Regions from separate parts of the Homo sapiens genome. Here region 2 is linked to region 1. The links are chromatin loops, found by intact Hi-C in ENCODE. Cell type or tissue: Calu3. All regions are shown on one strand.

Evidence for each region. A loop is a pair of places that touch in the nucleus more often than their neighbours do. Peaks named below come from ENCODE experiments on the same cell type or tissue, not always from the same donor. Only the 100,000 strongest peaks of a DNase experiment are listed, where the experiment ranks them.
Region 2: a loop joins it to region 1, with 22 times the contacts of the local background. A loop is called at or near these places in 5 of 110 quality-filtered maps.

The regions. Positions count from the first base shown.
Region 1 is chr6:117,837,823-117,845,822 of GRCh38, reverse strand. No RefSeq gene overlaps it. Among named protein-coding and RNA genes, the nearest start is that of SLC35F1, 65 kb to the left of the region's middle. In Calu3, no CTCF peak of the experiment used is centred here; a DNase peak (open chromatin) is centred at 4,942.
Region 2 is chr6:118,505,646-118,513,645 of GRCh38, reverse strand. It overlaps CEP85L (centrosomal protein 85L), which reads left to right. Exons shown (of 13, transcript NM_001042475.3): 5 at 2,231-2,348. Among named protein-coding and RNA genes, the nearest start is that of PLN, 39 kb to the left of the region's middle. In Calu3, no CTCF peak of the experiment used is centred here; a DNase peak (open chromatin) is centred at 4,455.

The DNA of each region.
Region 1 (8,000 bases):
CTACTGGGGCTATGGCACCAGGGCTGATCTGCTCCAGAGCTCAAAGCTTATAGAGGTCCCCTTGGACTTGAGAGTTGTCCCCCACAAAATGTCCAAGTGGCTATCTGTCTCAGTCTAGAAGCATGATTGGGGAGTGCAGAGGGGCCGGCAAGATTCTACCATTTCCAATCTTGCACAGGTCCCTGTAGAGAGTGTGAATCCTTCTGGGGGTTCTCACTGACTTATCCTTTCCCATGTTGGAGAGGTTCTCCTGACTCCATGCGGAGCCCAGGCAGGCTGGTGCCCAGCTTTGCTCCTCTCTGCTCTCTGTGTTCCCCTGCTGCCTTGATGGATCCTGACATAGTTTCTTAGATGATCAGCCTGCAGGGTGAGTGTTCACTAGCCCTTTTGTTCCTCTCCATGAGAACCAGCATATGTGAGCCACTTTTAGTCTGCCATCTTGGCCCTGTCCCCATGCTGTTTTCTATAATGGCTGTACTAATTAACATTCCCACCAACAGTGTACAAGAATTCACTTTTCTCCACATCATCACCAACATTTATTTATCATCTTATTGATAATAGCCATTCTGACAGGTGTGAGATGATAATTCATTTTGGTCTTAATTTGCATTTCCCTTATGATCAGTGATGTTGAGCTTTTTAAAATATGTCTGTTGGCAATTTGTATGCCTACTTTTGAGAAATGTTCATCTAGGTCCCTTGTCCATTTTTGAATTGGATTTTTTTCTTGCTATTGAGTTGTTTGAGTTTATTATATGTTTTGAATATTAACCCCTTATCAAATTTATGGCTTGCCAGTATTTTCTCCCATCACATAGGTCATCTCTTCCCATTGTTAGTTGTTTCCTTTATGGTGCAGAAGCTTTTTAGTTTAATGTAATCCCATTTCTCTATTTTTGTTTATGTCATTGGCACTTTGGGGGTCAAATAAAAAAAATTATTACCTTGGCAAATGTTCTGTGATTTCTCCAATTTGTTTTTGTCTAGTAGTTTTGTAGTTTCTGCTCTTACATTTAGTTCATTAATCCATTTTGAGTAGATATTTGTATTTGGTATGAGATAAGGATCAAATTTTATTCTGTTGCCTGTGGCTATCCAGTTTTCCCAACATCATTTATTGAAGTGACTGTCCTTTCTCCATTGCATATTCTTGGTACCTTTGTTGAAAACCATACATGTGTGGGTTCATTTCTGGACTCTCCATTCTGTTCCATTGGTCAATGTATCTTTTTTTATGCCAGCATCATGCTGTTTTAATTACAATAGCTTTGTAGTAGTTTGAAATCAGGTAGTATGATACCACCAGCTTTGTTCTTTTTGCTCATGATTGCCTTGGCTATTCAGAGTTTTTTGTGGTTTCATATTATTGTTTTTTTCCATTTTCAATTTTATTGAAATTTCGATGGGAATTGCATTAAATCTGTAGATTGATTTGGGTAATATGAACTTTTGTTTTGTTTTGTTTTTTACTTGTAGAAGAAATTTAATGCCCATGCGTGCAATGCATGTACCATGCAGACAACAGGAAATTCTGGTATAATCAACACTCACAAAATAAGTTCATATACCCATTTTAAAAATCGAGCTCAATTCGTAGAAAACCTTTAGATTCATGCTAAAATTGGGCAGGACAAACAGAGGTCCCCCATATCCTCTGCCCCCTTAGATGCATAGTTCCTTTCACTAACAACTTTCTGTCATAGAGTGGTACGTTCGCTGCAATCATTCAACCTACAATGACACATCACTCTCATGATGAGACCACATAGCTCTCCTTAGCATTCACTTGGGTGTTGTAAATTCTATGGACTGGAGCAATGGCATAGTTACATGTATCTGCTATTATTCTATCATATGGAATAGTTTCAGTTCAGTACCAATGCACTGTGTCCTATCTCTGCACTGTTTCTTCATCCTCAGTGCCTTGCAACCACTCAACTATTGATTTATTTATATTTAAAATAGACACATCTTACTGTATATAATATGAACATTTAAGCAATATTAATTTTTCCAATTCATGAACACAGGATATCTTTCCATTTATTTGTGTGTTCTATTTCTTTCTTCAACATTTTCTAGTTTTCAGTGTACTGGTCTTTCATCTCCTTGGCTAAATGTATTTATAAGTATTATTTTTTATAGCTATTATGAAATGAAATTTTTTATTTTGGGGGAAATAATTTATTCTTAGTATATAGAAACACTACTGATTTATGTGTGTTAATTTTGTATCCTGCAACTTTACTGTATTTGTTTGATAGTTCTGTTTTTTGGTGGAGTCTTTAGGGTTTATTACATATAAGATCATCTCATCAGGAAACACTGACAATTTCAATTCTTTTTTTCCTATTTAGGTGCCCTTTATTTCTCCTTCTTGCCTAATTGCTCTGACAAGGATTTCCAATACTATGTTGAATAAAAGTGTCAAGGCTGGACATCTTGTCTGGTTCCAGATCTCAGAGCAAGGGCTTTCAAATTTCACCATTGAGTATAATAATAGTTGTGAGCTTCACATATATGGCCTTTATTGTGTTGAAATACATTCCCTCTACACCTACTTTAGTGAGAGTTTTTATTGTGAAAGGATATTGAATTTGTCAAATGTTTTTTCTGCATCTAATAAGATGATCATATGTTTTTGTCTTTCATTCTGTTAATATGATGTATAACTTTTATTGATTTGCATAAATTGAACCATACTTACATCACAAGGATAAATCCCACTTGATTATGGTGAATGATCCTTTTAATGTGTTGTTAAATTTGGTTTGCTAGTATTTTGTTGAAGATTTTTACAACTATGTTCATCAAAGATATTAGCCTGTAATCTTTTCTTATAATGTCCTTGCCCAGCCTTGCTATCAGGAAAATGCTGGCCTTGTAAAAAGTTTAGAAGTATTTCTGCCTCTTCATTTTTTTGAAGAGTTTCAGAAGGATCGGTATTAGTTCTTCAAATGTTTGGTAGAATTCAGATTGGTAACCATCAGGTCTTAAGGTTTTTATTATAGGAGACTTTTTAATTACTGATTAAATCTCAATACCCATTACTGATTACTTATTAAATCTCAATACCCATTATTGGTCTTTTCAGATTGTCCATTTCTTCATGATGATTCAGTCTTGGTAGGTTGCATGGCAATGGCAAAAACCGCAATTACTTTTGCACTAACCTAAATATATGTGAAGAAATTTGTCAATTTCTTCTAGTTTATCCAATTTGTTGTATAATTGGTCATAGTAGTCTCTTGTGATCCTTTGTATTTCTGTGATATTAGTTGCAATGGCTCCTCTTTTGTTTCTGACTTTATTTATTTGAATCATCTCTTTTTCTTATTCTAGCTAAAGACTTGTGGATTTTATCATTTAAAATCACTAACTCTTAAGTTTTGTTGATCTTTTGTATGGTTTTTTTTTCTAGTCTTTATTTTATTTATTTTATTTTAATAATAAAAATCTACTCTGATTTTTATTATTTCCTTCCTTCTGCTAACTTTGGGCTTAGTTTGTTCTTTTTCTAGTTCAGTGAGGAGTAATGTTGTTTATTTTAGATGTTTTGTTTATTTTTGATGTAGGTGTTTATTGCTGTAAACTTTCCTTTGAGAACTGATTGTGTTGTATCCCATAAGTTTTGGTATATTGTGTTTTCATTTTCATTTATCTAAAGATATTTTTAAATTTTCTTTTAAATTTCTTTATTGACCCATTGGTTGTTCAGGAACATGTTTAAATTCCATGTATTTGCAAATTTTCTAAAATTCCTCCTGTTATTGATTTCTAGTTTCAATTCATTATAGTTGGAAAAGATACTTGATATTATTTCATCCACCTTAAATTTGCTAAGGCATATTTTGTGATCTAACATATGACCTATCTGTGTGTGCACTTGAGAAGAATATATATTCTGCTGTTGTTGAATGGAATGTCTTGTATTTGTCTGTTGGTTTCACTTGGCCTATAGTGTTGTTCAAGTCCAGTATTGTCTCATTGGTTTTATGTCTGAATGACCTGCCCATTGTTGAAAGTGGGATATTGAAGTTCCTTATTATTATTGTATTGCAAGCTATCTCTCCCCTCATATTCTTTAATACTTGTTTTATATATTTAGGTGCTTCTATGTTTGGTGCTATATATATATATATATATATATTCACAATTGTTATATCTCTTGATTAATTGCTTCTTTATAATTACATAAGTTCTTTGTCTCTTTTCACAGTTTTTGACTTAAAGTCTATTTTGTGTGATATTAGTGTAGCTATCCTTGCTCTCTTTTGGTTTTTATTTGTAGGGAACATCTTTTTCAATCCCTTCACTTTCAATCTATGTGTATCCTTAAAAGTAAGGTGAGTCTCTGCTAGGTTGTATATGTAAAGTTTTGGCTTTTTGATGGGGATCCCATAATTCCCATAAGATTTCTTTATTCTTTTTCATTCTTCTTTTTGTTTTTCATTTCAAATGTTCTGTCTTTGAGTTCATTGATTCTTTCTTCCACTTTATCAAGTCTAATGTTGAAACTTTCTATTGAATTTTTAAATTTAGTAATGATATTCTTTATCTCTAGGATTTCTATTTGGTTTTTTATTGTTTTCATTTTTGTCACACTTCTTAATTTGTTCATGTATTATTTTCCAGATTTTATTTAATTTACTATCCATGTATTCTTTGAAGTAACTGAAATGCTTTGAGATTAATCTGAATTCTTTATCAGTCATTTCATAGATCTCCATTTCTTTTTCCTTCTTTTTTTGAGTAGCAAATACTGTAATTTTATTCTATTTTTTAGATTTCAACTATTATTTATTTCCTTAGGGTGCATTACTGGAGCTTTATTGGTTTCTATTGGATGTATTATGATTCTCTAATTTTTTGTAATCCTTGTGTCCTTGCATTATTCTCTACATTTTTAAGGAAACAGCCCCCTCTTCTGGCCATTACTTGTGTTCTTTGACAGGGATAGATCTTTGATATTTAATCTAGCTTGTGATTCTTGAAGGGCCGGTGAGGTGATAATAAATCCAGACAAGGAGAGCTTGTTGTGAGTTCTCTAGTTGGCTGGGCTGCCGTCTTTCCTCTGATGTCAGGTGGGCTGCTGGCTTACCTCCACTGTCTGGCAAGATCACTGGCTGGATTCTGCTATTGGTCAGAGCTGCTGGCTGTGGACTGCAATGGCTTGTGGTCTCATAAATCACAGAATGCATTCCCTGGCCAAACAATTTTGCTATTTGTGGTCTGCAGTTAGGCAAGACTGAAGTTGGTCTCTGAAGTTAGGCATAGTTTCTGCTGAGGATGGGCAAGACCAGAGGTTATACTTCTTAGAAATGCATGATTGAGGATTGACTCCTTGTCAGGGTGGAGCCATGGTATGGACATTTCACTGAGTTGAGACACTGTGACCTCCTGGGTCAAGCAGGTCCAGTCCCTATGATTCTCTGAAATGGGCAGAGGCAGGCACCTTCCTGTCTGGATGGGGTCATTGAGCAGGATTTTTGGCTGAGTAGAGCTACTGCTTGACTGCCCAGGGCAATCAGATCTAGCTTCTGTTCTTTGAAATGGGCAGAGGTGGGTGTCTCGACCTGGGCAAGGTTATTTTTGTGGACTCTGACACTGGGTATGGAGACTAACCATCTAGGGACTCAGGCTAGGTTTAACCTTCCTCCATGCTTCCAAAGGTGATCAGATCAGTTTTGCAGGTGGGCTATAAGGTTTGCTGGTATCTCTGACTGAGCACCGTAACTGGCAGGAACACAGACCTACCACCAAGATTTTAGTGCTAGTCACCATGACCTCTGCCTTCTTTCTTTCTACCTGACTCCAGGCATTATAGCTAAGTCATTGGTCCCAATGTTTCCTGTGAGGTGAGACCAGAGTGAGCATCCTGAGAAGTGTGTTGGGAAGCTAGAGAAACTTGATAACTTCAACTCCCTTTTCCCCCTGTAGACACTGTGGGCTCATGGAAATCCTCTTTCTCTAGTATTGTGCCAAATTGGTGGGTGGATGTGTATGTGGTTGAAGTGAGACCACTCTTCTTACCTTTGTAATTCAGTTTTCATTCAGTACTATGGGACATGCAAGTATCTTGGGCCTGTTTCCAAGTGGAGTTTTCAAAGAGATGTTCTGTTCTTTGGATACCTGCTAGTGATATTTACATGGAGGCAGTGGGAGTGAAGGCTGAAACTTTCTATTCTGCCATCTTGCTGACATTCTGTAGTGTGCAGAAAATTCCTGATGTTCTGTTTCAAACAAATGCTTGAGTCAGAAAAAGTTGTTTTGACAGGATATTTTAAAAATTAATTATTATTTCTGTGGCTTCAAAACTGCTCCAGAAACCCTGAAAGCACCCCCAGACTGAAATCACTGAGCATATAAACAATGGTGACAATCAGCCCAAAGGCCACCCCAACATGGTTTAAGAATGAAACTCGGGTAAACAGTCATATTTCTTCTCAGTTTTGGGGAAAATAAGAAAAAAAAATTTCATTTCACCTCCAAGATCAGATTCCAACTGTTAACAGTATCTCTAGACATTAAAATTTAAAAACCATAGGCTCAAAAATGAATCATAGGTAATTGCTTTGTGCCTCTACTTACGCTTTTTTAAAAAAAATTTATACGTTATATATTTATATATTTTTTCCTATAAAGTTGACAACTTGCTTATTTAGGTCTGATATAAAGAAAATCAAACTTCATATCACTAATGCAATAGAGTGAAAAGGTAGAAAGGTGTATCCATTTTATTTCAGATGTGTTATATGATACCAAGATCTCCTATCTATGGTATAATATATGCACTAAGATGTATATGCACTAAGATGTAGTTTCTCAAGATCTTGAAAAATATTGTTAAATGCTTCATTAGAAATTGCTTTCATGTTTCGTGTGTCTGCGTAAGTCAGTGGTTCTCAGTGGGGGTAATTTTGCCCCAAAGGGGACATTTGCCAGTGTGGAGATGTTTTTTATTGTTACAACTTGAGAAGCTTTGTGCTGTTGGCATCTGGTGTACAGAGGCCAAGAATGCTATTAAACATCTCACAATGCACAGGACAGCTCCCCACAACAAAGAATTACCCCATCCAAAATGTCAATAGTGTGGAAGACTTTGGGAGGCCGAGGCGGGCGGATCATGAGGTGAGATCTAGACCATGCTGGCTAACACGGTGAAACCCCGTCTCTACTAAAAATACAAAAAATTAGCCAGGCGTGGTGGCAGGCGCCTGTAGTCCCAGCTACTGGGGAGGCTGAGGTGGGAGAATGGCATGAACCTGGGAGGCAGAGCTTGCAGTGAGCCAAGATTGTGCCACTGCACTCCAGCCTGGGCGACAGAGCGAGACTCCATCTCAAAAAAAAAAAAAAAAAAAAGGTACAATGGAGTTTAAAAATTCCTATGGTATAGTGACATCATAGCTGTAGTAACACCATGGTGCAATGCATTACTCACATAGGAGCAACAGGCGATATATACAGTCTAGGTGTATAGAAGGCTATACCACCTCGGTTTGTATAAGTTCACCCTCAAGATGTTTTCACAATGATGAAATCATCTAGCACATTTCTCAAAATATATCCCTGTCATTAATTGATGCATTACTATAATTGATCAAATCTTCTATTGTTTGTGAAAATAACTGCAGACAACAGAATCCCCTCTAGCTGGCTTATGAAGAACAAGTTTTTTTTAAAAAAAATTACGTAGTTCACAGGTATCTTGGAGTATCTAAGTATTGGGTCTGATTATCCAACCAGGAATAGAGCAGCCAAGAGAAAAATCAAAAGACACTACTGTATCCAAATGTAAAACACAACTGTGCTCCCCACCCCAATACTTGTGACACCAAGTCAGAAGCTTCACTATCACTTCAGATGGGCACCTCTGACATCATTTTTGCCAGTAGATACACTCTTTCTTGGTACAGCCACCACCTATGTTTCTCATTGCTATCTGCAAATCAAGTATAGGTGGGTCAGTCTAGTAAAAAAATAGATTGCTTGCAGTA
Region 2 (8,000 bases), 670 kb before region 1:
GGTTAACAGGTTTTTTTTGTATGCTTTTTGTGTTGTTTTCAAATTTTTTCTCATGTCAAAAATTTTAGGTTGAGAGCTTTTAAATTTTAGTACTTAAAGTACTTCATTGTCTTATTGATTGCATTATTTCAGTTGAGAAATTTGCCATCCTCTTCATCTTTGTCTCCTTGAATGGATTTATCTTTTTTCCCTCTGGTTGCTATTAAGATTTTATCACTGTAATCTATTTGATTTAGATGTACCTTGTCTTAGATTTCTTCATGTTACTTTTATTTGGGGTTCACTGGGCTTCCTGAACCTATGGGTGTATAGTTCTCATCAGATTTGGTAAAATTTTGGCCTGTTATACACAAATATTTTTTTTCTGTCCCCTACTCCCACCCCCTGCCACCTTCTTACCTCCTCTTTAGAGATTCCAATTGTACATGTATTTGGCCTCTTATAATCTCGCGGCTCACTGATACTATGAGCTTTTTTGTTTTATTTCTTTGTCCTTTTTTCTCTAGTGTTTCTTTTTAGATAGTTTCTATTGCTGTTTTTAAATTTACTGTACTTTTGTGCTGTAATGTCTAATGTTTTAATCACCATTCAGTGTGTTGTTTGTCATGTATGTCTCCTCTTAACATGTTCGTTCATTCTTCTAACTTAAGCATATGAATAGTTATAATAACTGATTTACTATCCTTGTCTATTTTAACATCTCTGTCAGTTCTAGCTCACTTTCAGTTGATTGGATTTTCTTATTATTATGAGTTACATTTTTTCTGCTTTTTTTGTACTCCCAATAATTTTTTGATGCCAGGCATTATGAATTTTAACTTGTTTTTGATATTACATTTTTGTATTCCTGAACTTTATTCTAGGAAGCAGTTTTTGTACTTGCTTTTAAGTTTTGTTAGGTGGCATTAGAGCTGTTTTATCAAGGGTTATTTTTTCCCCACTGAGACAAGACTCATCTTACAAACCCTGGGTTTCTCAGCCTCAGCACTGTTGATTTTTTTTGGATCAGATAATTCACTATTGAGGGTGGCTATCCTGTTCATTGTAGACATTTAGTAGCATCTCTGGCTTCTGCTCACTAGATGCCAGTAACATTCTGCCCCAGTTGTGAAAATTGAAAATGTCTCTGGATGTTGCTAAATGTTAACTGGTTTCAAAACTGTCCCCAGTTGAGAATTGCTGATGCCCTGGGAATCATGAAGCTTTTTATTCTGGCAGTTGGGAATAGCCAGTAATTCCAAGGCACCCTGAAGCACTGTTCCCTGTAATATTTTTTTTGGTTGCCCTTCCACTCTACACACACCGTCGGTAGCTTCCTCATGCCTGTATTAATTAGTATTCAACCGAGTGCCCAAGGGTTATCGAGTACTGTGAACTAACTACAGCTGCCTTGGTTTCTCCAGATTCTCAGCTTTGTGTCTTCAATTCAGGGAGACCACCATTCCTGTGCTGGGGCTTGAAAACTCTCTCAGCAGGAAGTGCAGTCAGTCATAGGGCCCACCTCATTAGTTACCTATCTCTAAGAGATTACTGTTCTTAATTGCCTGGTGGCCCAATGCCTTGAGAGTCTTCACTTCCTATATTTTGTCTTTTTTAAAAAATTGTTTCAGGCATGAGGGCAAAACTAGTCCCTGCCTGCTACTGCACCTTGGCTGGAAAAGGAAGGGTTTTTTTTTTTTTCTTTCTTGTAAAGCTTTAAATTATTTGAAAAGTGTTATATGACGAATCTCTCCTGACTTATCTCCTATTTAATGTTTTATATGTGGATTTTCTTAAAGGTTAGCAAATTTTAGAAATCATCCTGAGTAGAACAAGGTCTTTTGATGCAACCTGAAACATACAACTTACTTGTTCCAAAAGTTACTTTGTAAGTAATTTTGGAAAACATCAAGCTATTTGTTTACTCATACTATCTTTATTATTCTTTAAAAGCTCTCTCCTTCAAAACTTCATCATGAGAGTTAATAAATTTTTGAAGATGAGAGATACTGCATACAAAGCTCTTAGCATCATGCCTGGCACAAAACAGTTTTAAAATTTCTAAGCATACATATTTACAGAAATTAAATAACTTGCTTAAAGCAAGCTATGAGTTGTTGAAGAAAGCAAGGTGTGACTGTTAGAATCTAAGAGGAATATTAAAGGAATCTAAGAGGAATAAGCTCCTTAAGGTTCTTCTAACTATTAGAAAATTATAACTCATAATGTGACCTTAATTTATGTTTTGCAGGCAGAAGCAACAAATTACCCACCTGCATGAGAGGATAAGGGATAATGAATTACGGGCTCAACATGCCATGTTAGGACATTATGTAAATTGTGAGGATTCTTATGTGGCTAGTTTGCAGGTAAGATTACAGAGGATTTTGTAGCTGTTTTAGTAGTAAAGCTTGTGTTAATAATATACTTACCTTGTAATATAAGGACATTTTAAATCAACTTAATAATGTATTCACATGATTTATATTTATTTATATGTGTGGCAAAGAGTGTCCAACTACAGCCTTCCATCTGTCCAGATTGCACACCCCTCTCCACACACATACAGGAACTACTGTTGTCAGTTTCTGGTGTATCCCTTCCAGAGTTGATGCATATCACAAGCAGATATAAGTGTGTTTTATCCTTCTTCTGCATTTAAAAAAATATAAGAATATGTACATTATCTGGCACCTTGCTTTTTTTTAAATGTTATATACAATTATATAACACACAGTGATTATTTCTCTATCATTACCTAGATAACACCCCTTTCCCTTGCTTTTGCAGTTACACGATCTTCTGTTTTATGGAGATAGCATAATTTATTCTACCTGCCCCCTACTCATCAAAATTTGAGTTGTTTTCAGTTTAGGGTTATTGTAAATGATGCTGTAAAGAATAACCTTTTATAAATACTGTTTTGCTCATATGCAGATATTCTTGTAAGTTACATTTCCAGAAGTGAAATTTCTAGGTATTGAGTTTGTGATTTTTACTGATACTGTCAAATTGCTCTTTAGGAGAGCAGTGTATAAGAACTCTCACCGTCCCACTCCCCAACTCCCAGCCATGCTAACAGAGTGTGTTATTAAACTTGGATTTTTGCCCTTCTAGTAGGTCTATATAAAAGAAAGGGGAGATTTATCTCCTTATGGTCATATGGTTTTAATATGTATTTCTCTTAAGAGTGATGTTATATTTCTTTTTATAAATTTAAGGGCCCATTCACATTTCTTTTCATATCCTTTGATCATTTTTTATGTTAGGTTGTAGGTTTTTGCTTATTGTTTTTTGGAGCCCTGTATATATAAAGGAAATTAGCTTTTTGTCTATAATTTAATTTGAAAATAAATTTTCCAATTTTGTCTCAATATTTTGTTTATATTATTATTTCCTTTTCCTCTATGTAATTTTTTCTACAATGAGGTCTGATTCTAATGAGTATTTTATAAATGAATCTCACCTTTACAAATGAGCCTATTTAACCAAACAGTGACATAACATCCACTGTGTTAAATTCTGATGTCACAAAAGTGAAAAATAGTTCCTGCTTTCATGGATCTCAAAACTTACAGAGGGAGAGACCATATAGGAAAACAAGTTTGTCTATTCCTTCTAAATTTATTTGTATTCACTGTAGGTAAGACAGTGTCTACGCCATATGAATAGAAATGTAAATGAGGTTAATTTTGCCCATAAGGAGAGTATAGTCTAATTGGAACACAGATATAGAGTCTATGAGGCCCGTTAACAAAATTTATATGACTGGAATGGCTACTTTCCTTAATTATTACTCAGTTTTAAAAAGAGCTTCCTTTAAAACTTGTTTGCATGTTTATTTTTATATAAACTTTATATTGGTTTATTTCCCAAAGAAAAAGACTGTTGGCGTACTTATTGGGATCTAAAGTGAGGCCTGATAACTTTGTGGTGGTATATACTTCTATTTGTGGATGTTGTTATTGTTGTTCTCTTCATTACGGCCTTTATTCCTAGATTTTAAGTTAAGTGGAATTGTTTCCTTCATCATATCTTCAAATGTGATATTTATAAATACTAGAGACATTGGTATATTAAAATCAGGAAATATTGATGAGAAAATAACTATCAGATTTTCTTGAGGCCAGAGGCATTTAACATAGAGACTCCAACTTGCCTTTTATACTTTAGTTATGAATACATCATGTTATAATTTGGTCTCATCTTGGACTTCTGTCACATGATAGCAAGGCTTTATAATGAGTACTGAGAATAATGTACAGTTATTTGAAAATGGTATTTCTATACTATGGAAGTAGTGTATCTTGCTTTGGTAACAGCATTTTAGTAGAATTGTTCAATTTCTCTTTAACATTCTGTCATTCGGAATAAAGGCTTTAATTATATAATTATCATATTATCGAAAGCATGTAAAAAATAGGTATCTGAAGGATGAAGCAAATGTTCTTTTGACACAGCATCAGGCCAGTAGAGGGCTCTCCAAGCCAGCGTGCAAGGACAAATAAAAATATTAGTATTTGGAAGGATATGTAAAAGGGGTTGTTAAAAATATTAGTAGGATTTTGAAGTATGTGAGGAATTGAAATATTATTGAGAAATCTGATTTTAAAAGATGAGAGCAATTTGTAAAAGAGAATACAAGGAAAATCTTAATACTAAATGGGTATGATAAATATATAAGATAAACTTCTATCAATGGATAGATACAGAGAGCCAATAAAATGGTGAGGGTTAGAAGAAACAGCAGATAGAGTAATAAAATATTTCTTTAGCGAAGGATTTTTTTAACTTTGGATCTTTGAATGATGTAATTTTTTATGCATAGCATTTTGTATAGGTACATTTTTCTGATCCATAACATATTCATCCTAATTCTATAGACACTAGACAAAGAAAATTATGCTTTTAATAATAATTATTGAAATTAATGTGTATTCTAGAGTAAATAAGTCAGTAAAATAAAAGTAACATTTTTAAATGAATTTATAGATGGAAAACATACTCTTAATAAGTAACTTCTATTTTCTTATTAAAAATTTGACTAACCTTACAATTAAGATGACCTTAGAAGTAGATATCACTCAGTCTCATAGGTAGAGAATGAGAACCATGTCTTTATTCTAAAATCCAAACTTTCTGGATAGTTCTAATGGTAGATTGGTAGAGCCAAGGAATAGTTTGTATTTCCATTTATACCTAAATTTCCATCTGTGGTTAACAGGACTTTGTGGAATAAACCAAATATGAAGGACCCTTTTTCTTTACTTAAATTGGAGAAGAAAGAGGTCTCTTCTTTCTGTATATATGTGTACCTTGGAAAGATCAACCAAATAATAGTTACTATTATTAAGTTTCATTGTTGCATCATTTCTTTTCTTTCCATTTTATTCTTTTTCTTTCCATTTATATCATTTTTTTCTATTTTTTCTTCAATTGGTTTGTTTCCACCACCAAGTCTGTACTAATGAACATTTAATAAAATGAATCCCACCTTTGCAAATGAGCCTCCTCAACAAAACATTAAACATCTAATGTGTTAAATTCTGGGAACACAAAAGCAAAGAATGGTTTCTGCCTTTATGGAACTTAAACCCTACAGAGAGAGTATACCAAAAAATATATTTATCCATTTCCTTAAAAATTGTTTATCTTAACTATGGATAAGGTTCCATTTATGCTGTAGCAATAGAAATGTGAATGAAGCTGGTTTTGCCCTCAAGGAATGTGTAGTCTAATGGAGAACACAGACAAGAGATAGTTGCAGTGTGTTGATTCGCACAGGGTTTATGTATGAAGTGCTGTGGGAACCCCAGCTATGAACATAGAAGCTAATCTTCCAAAAGCCTGGCCAGGCTTCCTGTAGGAAGTGATAATCTAGTTTGAGAACCTGATGAACTAAATGAATTGAGCCAGGTGAAGGGGGTGAAGGAATAGTGTTTTGAGGCATAGTGTATGGCATATGGAGAAGCTTAAAGGAATGATGAGAAATATAATGCATTTGGAAAACTACAAATTATTCTGTGTGGATGAAATGTAATGTGAGAGAAAGGTAGTGGTAGATATGTGGTTGAAGAGGTAAGCAAGGGCCGAGTGATATCAATGACCTGAGGTGTAAAGGTTTGCTTAGGGCTGGCCCAGTTTATGCCTGCTGTGCTTATAAATTTATTAATAGTGCCATCTTTCACCTCCAAAGTATCCTAGTTTGGTTACTCTGATGGCATAATAGAGATTGGATTTAAGGTAGATGTTATTGGAGGCAGGGAAACCAGTCAGGAAGCTGTCTCAATAGTCCAAAAGTTATGTGAACATTTGAATTTTATCTGTAGTGGTCAGAATGAGAAGAAGACTGTTGATTAAACATCTGTATGACCAAGCCATGGTAAAATGGGCCAGATTTAATGACATATTTAATGTGGTGAGAGAATGATTGCCTAATTTCATACAGCAACAATTGATTGGTTTATAGAGATTACTATGTTAAGGATCTGTTTAGAGGAGAAAAATAGTGAGTTAAACTTACACATTGTAAATTTGGGGTTGAGTGAAGAATGAGGGTAATATTTGTGGGTGCAGGTCTGAGCCAGAGATAAGAGATTTAGGTGTTGTCAGTCTAGGTGGGTGGTTATTAAAGCCTTGGGCATGATCAGGTATTCCAAGGGAGGATTTGTGCAATGAGAGGAAAATGGGATCCAGAACTAGAAACAGGAAACAGCAGCATTTTAGAAGGTAGCAGAAGAGCACAACTTGTGAAGGAGCCTGAGGGAGTTGTTCTAGAAAGGAAAGCAAGCAAGTGTTTTTCCATAGAAAGGGAACCGTTGTATAAAAGTCAGAGAAGGCAGATAAAGGTTGAAAAGATGTTACTAAATGTAGAAATTAAAACATCTGACCTCAGATTTTTGTTTTTCTATATGATTAAGTTCACATAGAGTTTCAACTACAGCTTGTCTTGCTACAAAACACATTTCTATGGTGCAAATTTGCTCATACACAATTGGTAAATAGGAGAATGATGTCTGCTTAGTTTTCTAGATTGGTTCATAAGTGCTTTCCCCCACCAACTCCCCAGGCAAGGGGAGTTAGAATATGGTGAATAAAATTAAAATATTTGGCCAGCAAAGCAAAAGGCTTAGGGTTACCTACTACATTAGCAGAAGCTTTTTCCAACTTACATAAGAAAATTGTAAAAGAGTACCTGCCCTTTGGGTGCTCTTCCTTGAGAAGTGCACTTCCTTCTTTATAGACTTTCAGTTCACGCCAGGTTATGCTCCCTCCTACTCCACCTGCACGGCAAGCCCTATATCACAGAGTCCACCTATATCATCTGAACACTCACCAGACCTCTAATTAAAGTACCGCCAGCATTTTGACTGTGTGTGTATGTGGTTTTAAAATATCACTGTGACCACCTGTTCAGACTGTCCAAGTTATCTCCTGAGTCACTGTTTTTGTTAGTGCACTAGTTAAAATTGCATCAGTTTGAATTGAGTGTTTTTAATCCTATTCGTTCCATACGCCCTATTATTTTTAGTGCATGATTTTCCAGGAATGTCTATATTGCATTATAGTAGAAGCACCTGTGTTAACTTTTTAAAAATTTATTAACTTTACTTTTTAGAGCAGTTTTACATTTACTACAAAATTGAATGGGAAGTACCAAGATCTCCCATATCCTCCATATCTTCACACGTGCTCAACCTCCCCCACTATCAATGTTTTGTACCTTAGGGTACATTATTTATAATTAGTGAACCTATATTGACACACCATTAACACTCAAAAACCAATAGTTTATATTAGGATCACTCCTGGTGTTGTGCAATCTAAGGGTTTTGACAAATTAGTAATGACATGTATCCACCATTATCGTATCATGCAGAGTAGTTTCACTGCCCTAGAAATTTTCTGTGCTCTGCCTGTTCAACCCATTGGACCCCTAGCAACCACTGAACTTGTTATGGTCTCTATAGTTTTGCCTTTCCCAGAATGTTATGTAATTGGAATCATATAGTACATACTAT